2 separate regions of the Homo sapiens genome follow, and region 1 is linked to region 2. The links are chromatin contacts, found by Hi-C or POLR2A ChIA-PET in ENCODE. All regions are on one chromosome and are shown on one strand. The core of a region is the stretch at or near the end of the contact, and the rest is flanking DNA. Distances in the headings are between cores, read along the strand shown.

Evidence for each region. Hi-C counts contacts between places; a loop is a spot of excess contacts on that map. ChIA-PET counts read pairs that join two places held with the same protein, here RNA polymerase II (POLR2A). Pooled maps may share reads with other maps.
Region 1: a loop to region 2 is called in a map of right cardiac atrium, with 2.4 times the contacts of the local background. The contact joins two enhancer-like sites. A Hi-C loop is called at or near these places in 1 of 168 maps with a recorded cell type or tissue (right cardiac atrium) and 6 of 50 pooled maps. POLR2A ChIA-PET finds 5 or more read pairs at or near these places in 4 of 52 experiments (BJ, Panc1, activated T-cell and 1 more).

Annotation. Positions count from the first base shown.
Region 1 is chr3:171,479,445-171,483,524 of GRCh38, reverse strand. No RefSeq gene overlaps it. Among named protein-coding and RNA genes, the nearest start is that of TNIK, 21 kb to the right of the region's middle. Within about 2 kb of position 2,829, at least 4 of the 41 ENCODE cell types and tissues checked have a DNase peak (open chromatin) inside an H3K27ac peak, as active enhancers do.
Region 2 is chr3:171,188,696-171,192,742 of GRCh38, reverse strand. It overlaps TNIK (TRAF2 and NCK interacting kinase), which reads left to right. Exons shown (of 33, transcript NM_015028.4): 6 at 1,956-2,046; 7 at 3,911-4,041. Among named protein-coding and RNA genes, the nearest start is that of MIR569, 84 kb to the right of the region's middle. RefSeq lists an enhancer at 3,004-3,053. Within about 2 kb of position 1,967, at least 2 of the 41 ENCODE cell types and tissues checked have a DNase peak (open chromatin) inside an H3K27ac peak, as active enhancers do.

The DNA.
Region 1 (4,080 bases), core at 1,580-4,079, 290 kb before region 2:
GTGGTTGAGAGACCATCAGTGTCTGTACGTACTTCTTTTGTACTTAAAACCTTCTCCATATAAAAACAAAACAAATAACACATCAAGCACACACACACACACACACACACACACACACACAAACACACACACACACACACACACAAATCTGCAGCAGGAGCAAAGCCTTTCCTTTGGCTACTACAGAAAAGCAAATTAGTATTTTAAATATTATATTAAGTTTAGAATGTGAATTACAGAGGAGAGAAACATTTATCTAGACAATTCTTCATTTGGCATCCACTAAAATTTAGGGATTGTCCTTTTCACACAAAGAACAATAATATAAAATTAGATGGCACTCTCAACATCATTAGTCATTAGGGAAATGCAAATCAAAACCACAGTGTGATACCACTTCATATTCACTCGAATGGCTATAATCAAAAAGATGGATGATAACAAGTGTTGGTAAGAATATGGGGAAACTGGAACCCTCATGTATTGCTGGTAGGAATGCAAAACAGTACAGCCACTTTAGTAAAAAGGTTGGCAGTTTCTTAAAAAGTTAAAGTTCCCATATGACCCAGCAATTCCACTCTGAGTAAGAAGATTGTATACATATCTTTATATAAAAACTTTTAACATAAATGTTTATAGCAATGTTATTCATAATAGGCAGAAAGTAAAAACAACTCGAATGTCCATCATCTGATTAATGGATAAACAAAATGTGATAAATCTGTACAATAGAATATTATTCAGCCACAAAAGGATTGAAGTACTGATACATGCTGTGACATGGATGGATCTTGAAAACATAATGTTAAGTGAAAGAAGCCAGTCACAAAAGGTCACATATTATATGATTCTATTTATATGAAATGCTCAGAATAGGCAAATAATCTTTTTTTTTTTTTTTTTTGAGACAGAGTCTCACTCTGTTGCCCAGGCTGGAGTGCAGTGACGCGATCTTGGCTCACTGCAACCTCCACTTCCCAGGTTCAAGTGATTCTCCTTAGGCAAATTCATAATCTTATGCATAAACATTCTGTACTTGGAGACAGAAAATAGATTAGTGGTTGCCTGGGGCTAGGAGTGGGAATGGGTTTTAGGATAAGACATCCCCAGATTCAACATTACAGGCTCTGATACGTTGGGCAATGTATTGAAAAACTCTTGACCTCAGTTTCCTCAACTATATAGTGGAAATAATAATACCAACCAACTGTGGAGATTAAATTGAGCATGTAAATAAGGAGTCTGATAGAAGAGACACATTTAGAAAATGGTAATTATTATTACTTCTGCTACTACTACTATTATTATTATTATGAACAAAGAACACAGGGTGAGGACCAATGCAGCATAAGAGACACAAAGGCTGAAACACACGCCGGGCGTGGTGGCTCAAGCCTGTAATCCCAGCACACTGGGAGGCCGAGGTGGGCGGATCACCTGAGGTTGGGAGTTAGAGACCAGCCTGACCAACATGGAGAAACCCTGTCTCTACTAAAAATACAAAAAATTAGCCAGGCGTGGTGGCGCATGCCTGTAATCCCAGCTACTCGGGAGGCTGAGGCAGGAGAATCACTAGAACCCAGGAGGTGGAGGTTGTGGTGAGCCGGGATCGCACCATTGTGCTCCAGCCTGGGCAACAAGAGCGAAACTCTGTCTCAAAAAACAAACAAACAAACAAACAAACAAAAAAACCACACACTAGAAAGTGGGCACAGAATCGTTGTGGAGAGATTGTCTGTGTTAATAATTTGATCATTCTAAGGCATTGAGGACTGTTTAAATTCAATTCCAGCTATCAACGAGGTAAAATGTGTTTTAAAAATAAATATGGAGAAAAATAGAAATTTTCATGGAGAAGTGAGGGGAGCAGATCACTTCTCAAAGACTGTAGAGAGACTTTACAGACCTCACGGGTAGAATCTCAGCCTTAGAATTAGGAATTATAGCAACAGCTAACTTGGCTAACCATCCCCCTGGGCCAGTACTCTTACAGACATTATCTCATTTATTCCACTTGATAATACCATGAGATAAATGCTATTATATCCCCGTTTTTCTAAATAAGAAAATAAATACTTCGAAGACTTAAGTAACCTTCCCAAAGTCATACGGCTGGAAAGGGGCTGCCTCAATCCCAAGCATGTGGTCTGCCAAGAAAGGGAGGTGCTGGCAAGGAGGAAGGAATGACAACCAAGAGGAATCTTGAAGAGGAAAGGGGTAACCTGTGGTCATTCCATTTAGATGGCCTCATCCAAGACTGTGACCTTCACACCTCCCAGCTGCATTCCCAATGTGTTCCCTGTGTACCCAACTCCAGGGGCACCATTCACAGATAGTACACTGTGAGTAGCGGCAAAGCAGCTGCCTGCTGCCATCATGTCATCATAGGTAGCAAAGTGGCTTATGAAAAGAAGATTGCAAGGTAAGTGTGTGTAGTGGGTACTGGGACAAAAAGAAAAATTGGAAAGGGATTCTGGGGAATGTGATAAGGAGTGAACTAGAAATAAATGAAGGATCAGGTGGCAGCACTCCACTGAGGTCAGGAACAGGGAAAGATACAGGGTTCGCTTCATCAGGAAGGGAAGGAAAAGGGAACTTTGGTTTAGAGACTTTAGGAGAGATACAAAGCATCCCTTAACAGTTCTAGGACTCTTAGAACAGGGAGAGAGAGGGCTGGGAGTTCTGTGTGAGAAGGGACTGAGAAGGTGGAAGGAAGAAAGCCACAGAAAAACCGTGCCCACTGCATAGTTTCACCAGACTATTTCTGAGCTTTTTTGTTGTTGTTGTAGATGGTGAGGTGGAAAAGAAAACAGGTTAGTGATTGGTCCTTTTACTTAAAAAAGAAATACTCAGGAAGTTTTGATGACTCAGTAATGAAAGTGATAATGTTTTTGAAGTGTGAAGCATGTAAGATGAATTTTTTTGTAGTTGTTTTTTGTTTAAATTGGAAATGGGGCTATTTTTCCACCTATGAAAGATATATTTCAATTATGGAAGATGATATTTCTACCCACAAGTCAGTTTGGCAACAATGCATTGGATTTCACCTTTGATTTTGTTTTTTTGGGTTTTTTGAGACCATGTTTCGCTCCTGTCACCCAGGCTGGAGTGCAATGGTGTGATTTCAGCTCACTGCAACCACCGCCTCCTGGGTTCAAGAGATTCTCCTGCCTCAGCCTCCCGAGTACCTGGGATTACAGGCACCCGCCACCACGCCTGGCTAATTTTTTGTATTCTTAGTGGAGACGGGTTTCACTATGTTGGCCAGGCTGGTCACAAATTCCTGACCTCAGGTGATCCACCCACCTCAACCTCCCAAAGTGCTAGGTTTACAGGCGTGAGCCACCGCGCCTGGCCCTTGCCTTTGATTTTGGATGGCCAGGCTCTAAATGTTTCAACCGACCTCTGGTGGTTATTCTCCTGGTATGCCCACTACAGTATAGATGTGCAGTCTCCACCAACTCACCAAATGACTGACTGACAGACAGGACCAGTCTCAAAACCCTATATTAAGGTTTAGTCCCCAGCTAAAGTTATAATAATATTTTTAAATTACGGTAAACCCAATAACCATATCTGAAATTTCTCAGAAATTCTAAAATAGCTTTTAAAAAGATCTTAAAATGGAAGATGAATCAATTCAAATACATTTGAGAAGACCTATTCACGGTGGCTTAAAATCCAATATTTGCATTCATGGTGAAATTCTTAAGCACTTTTCTGATGAACGTTAATGGGATTAAAGCTTGTTCTGGAAATCATTTACTGACCTATCCAACTGACTACTAGTCAAGGATTGAGTGAACTTTAGACGTTCTGTCTTTTTCAATCTGTCCTATATTGAGTATCTTACCAGTCTCTTTTTCTATAAAATAAAGCAGTGAATATTTGAATGAACTTGTTAGGGGCCTTTTTTCTTGCATGATATAAAAGCATTGTGGTAATAAAACTTCCATATATGTTCATAATTAAATGATCAGAAAAGTTTTCTTAAATAGCACGTAACAAAAATAATAATGATTCTTTAAATATCATCTAATACCAGGTCATATTTGTATTTGTTGCTGTATTCAGGTTATC
Region 2 (4,047 bases), core at 718-3,217:
ATTCAGATAGAGCATAATGGATTATTTAGTCATCCTGACCACTCAGTGGCTGCCAAGAACCTGTCAGGTCTCTAGGGCTGGTTCTGCCCAATATGCCTTTCTGCACTGCTGGGGAACCCTACAGAGGATCAGTCATTTGATCTAATCTTCATGGTTCTAAAAGCAGCAGGGATGTTTCATCACATGAGCATCTCTCAATACCTTTCACACATTCTCAATGTGTGGAAACAATGGCTTTCCTCCTTTTTCCAGTATATTCTCCGAAATGATACCAGCATTTCAGACATGACTCACTGGAAGAGACATTTGATCACCCAAAGGTCTCTGGCCACAAGAGGTTTTGGAGGTGACCTCCATGCATTGTATGATCTCATTAAAAGAACTTTTGGCTCACTTCCATGCTCTGGTATCTGCTTTCAACCACTTCAGTAGTGAAAGAGGGAAAGGGATCTTCAGTCCCTCTCTTAAGGATTTATGGGGTACATAAATTTTGTGAAAACCACACATTTAAACCCCTGATGCCTACCCTGTGACAAACTGAACAGATAAGAAAGGCAATTTTTTAAGACCTAAACCAGTGCCTCAAACCCTTCTATAACATGGTTTATGTTTTCTGATATCTCTAAATGTATATGTGGGTCTTTTTGGACCTCTGTACTCTCATGCTGAATTTCTTTGACAAGAGAATTCAGATATCTAGGTTTGTTTCTTTTCCTGTCAACCTCATTTTTCATACCATGATTTTGTTGTTGTGGAGAAGATGAAAAGCACAAAAAATTAAAGGTAATAAAGAACACTCGGGGACCCGATACATTGAATTATCAGGTGTTAGCATAAAATAATTTGCTTTAAGACTCCATTTTTAGATTATTTTAGATTATAATTTATCTGAAAAATATATGACTACTTTAGAGTAAGTCTGTAGGTTAAAGAATTCACACCACAAAGAAGCCAAAAACAGAGTAATTCATGAAGAAATGGAACACAAACAGGTTTAGTTGTCACTGAATAATTCTCACATAATGAGCACAAAGTCACAAATAGCATAAACTAGCATAAACTAAAAATGACAGTGATGAATGCCAACAAAAGAAATAGAAACTGTATTCCTTTTTAAATGTAAGGCACAATGGGTAAAGCCAATGGGAAATTTCTTGGCTGGTCTGAGAAATATTTTACTTCGCTTAATTAAAATTGTATAACAAGGCCGGGTGCTGTGGCTCACACCTGGATTCCCAGCACTTTGGGAGGCCGAAGTGAATGGATCACCTGAGGTCAGGAGTTCAAGACCAGCCTGGCCAACATGGTGAAACCCTGTCTGTACTAAAATAAATTAGCCTGGCGTGGTGGCAGGCACCTGTAATCCCAGCTACTCTGGAGGCTGAGGCAGTCGCTTGAATCCAAGACACAGAGGTTGCAGTGAGCCCAGACCACGCCATTGCACTCCAGCCTGGGCGACAGAGTAAGGCTCTGTCTCAGTCAATCAATCATTCAATGAAATTGGATAACAGAATGTAAATTTTAACTTTTAAATTCAAATATCCTGCAGGGATTCAGTTAAATCAGGTTAGTTTTCTGTACAGAGACTGTGTAGATGGTTCTATTTTAAACTGTTTAAACTTCGCTTTTCACAGTAGTATTAACTGAAACTCATGTTCATGTTGGAACCGTATAATTACTTGTGTGGTTCCCTGATACCTGATAATCAGATCCAATATGCAAGCATTTCATTAAACACAGCACCATGCATTGCAAGGACTGCCTGGGTACTTTAATTTATATTGATGAATTGCCTACAGTTAGAAGAGCACTATGAGCACATGAAAGATGTGATTATAATTCTGAAAAGTATGTCTGGGTGAGTGTAAAGTTTTTGGATCCTTAACAGTCAAAATAATTTATTGGCATCTTGGCTTATGTTCCTATTAACCCTTCTTAACTCTCCATCACTCCAGGGGCTGAGTCACCTGCACCAGCATAAAGTGATTCATCGAGATATTAAAGGGCAAAATGTCTTGCTGACTGAAAATGCAGAAGTTAAACTAGGTAAGAGCAGAATCCTGTGAGCCTTGGAATTGCAGGAAGTGATGAGATTATATTAACAGCTCTAAAAAAATTAATGTTAATTTGTCACCGTGGATTTGGAGAGCATTGCCCTAAAAATGGAAAGGAAAATGTTTCTTTGCCTATTTTAAAAAATATTTTCTCAAGGCATTCTGAGGAATGAATTATATATAATGTGGGAACAGAACCACTTGCTTAATCAATATATAGAAATAATTGAGATTTTTTTGTTTCAGCAGAGATTAGAAGTGACAAACTTTGAAATGGCCTCCTATATCTTACAGTTTGTTTATACTGTTGCTGCTATAACAGAGCACTAGGACCCAATTTTTTTCCATTAAAATATACACAGGCATATTCAGAATAATCAATTCCTGCTATATTCCCATAGGTTTAAGTTATATTTACATTGATTTTGTTATTACCTTGGGCTCCCGTGCAAAGTGGATACTTAATATTCTACTTTAGGTGCATACTGATTACCCCCACTTCCATCAGTGGGAGAATCCTTCTCTTTGGCGTATCTGTTAGAGCTCTTTCCGCAACAAATCTGGGACTGCCCAAATAGAGAATTACCACATGCATTTGACTGCTTGATGTATATGAGTAAGAGCATGAATTGACAAATATCCAGTAGGATATGTAACTTGTCATCTAGAAAAGAATCGCTGTCCATATGATTGTATATTTTCAAAGAGATTTAAACATCTTCTATGTTTATATCCCAAACATTTGCTCTTCCTTTTTGTTGAAATATATGACTTCCATTTTTTTTCTTAGTTAACATTTGGGACCAAACTTTCTCACCTCATGAATATTCTCTTTTAAAAACAAAAGTATACATTATGTAGGCTAAGCAGTTATATATGTATCAACTAGATAAGCTATCCTGAGAGCATTCTTACTTCACTAATTAACAGTTACTTGTTGAGTATATATTATATGCCAGGCCCTGTACAAGACAATTTTCTATAGATTATCTCTCATAAACATCAGAGCAACTCTGTGTAGATGTCATCATCCTCATTTTACAGATTAGGAAACCGAAGCTCAGAGAGGTTGATCTACTAGCCCTAGGTCATACCACTAGTAGCGGCAGAAATGAGATACAAACTTAGGCAGTCTGACTCAGACTTTTGCTTTTAATCACTTGTCTTGTATCCCCAAAATACTACCCTTTCTGACAACCAAGCTTACTTTTTTTTAACACCTATTTTTGGTCCCTGTGAAGCCTTGGTGTAATCAAATGTAATTCTTTGTGCCTTCCTCATGGGTACACTTCATCCATTTCTCATGCAGTTTAAAAACATATTCACAATATAGAAAAGGTAGAAGCAACCCAGGTGCCCATCAACAGGTGAACAGATAAACAAAATGTGGTCCATACACACAATGGAATATTATTCAACCTTGAGAAGGAAGGAAATTCTAACACATGCTGCAACGTGGATGAACCTTGATGATATTATGCTAACTGAAATAAGCCAGTCACAAAAAGACAAATACTGTATGATTCCACTTATACAAGGTAGTGAGAATAGTCAAATTTATAGAGATGGAAAGTAGAATAATTGCCAGGGGTTGGGGCAAGGGGGAATTGGGAGCTATTGTTTAATAGGTACAAAGTTTCAGCTGGGGAAGATGAGAAATTCTGGAGATGGACAGTGGTGAAGGTTGCACAACAGTGTGGATGTGCTTAGTGCCCCAGAAATGTACATTTGAAAATGGTCAAAATTGTACACTTTATGTTACTTATGTTTTACCACAATAAAATAATTCACATTCATTTTATCGCTATCTAAAACCTATGATCACAGACTTTATTTACTTGTCTTTTCTTAAATAGTGGACTTTGGAGTCAGTGCTCAGCTTGATCGAACAGTGGGCAGGAGGAATACTTTCATTGGAACTCCCTACTGGATGGCACCAGAAGTTATTGCCTGTGATGAAAACCCAGATGCCACATATGATTTCAAGGTATGG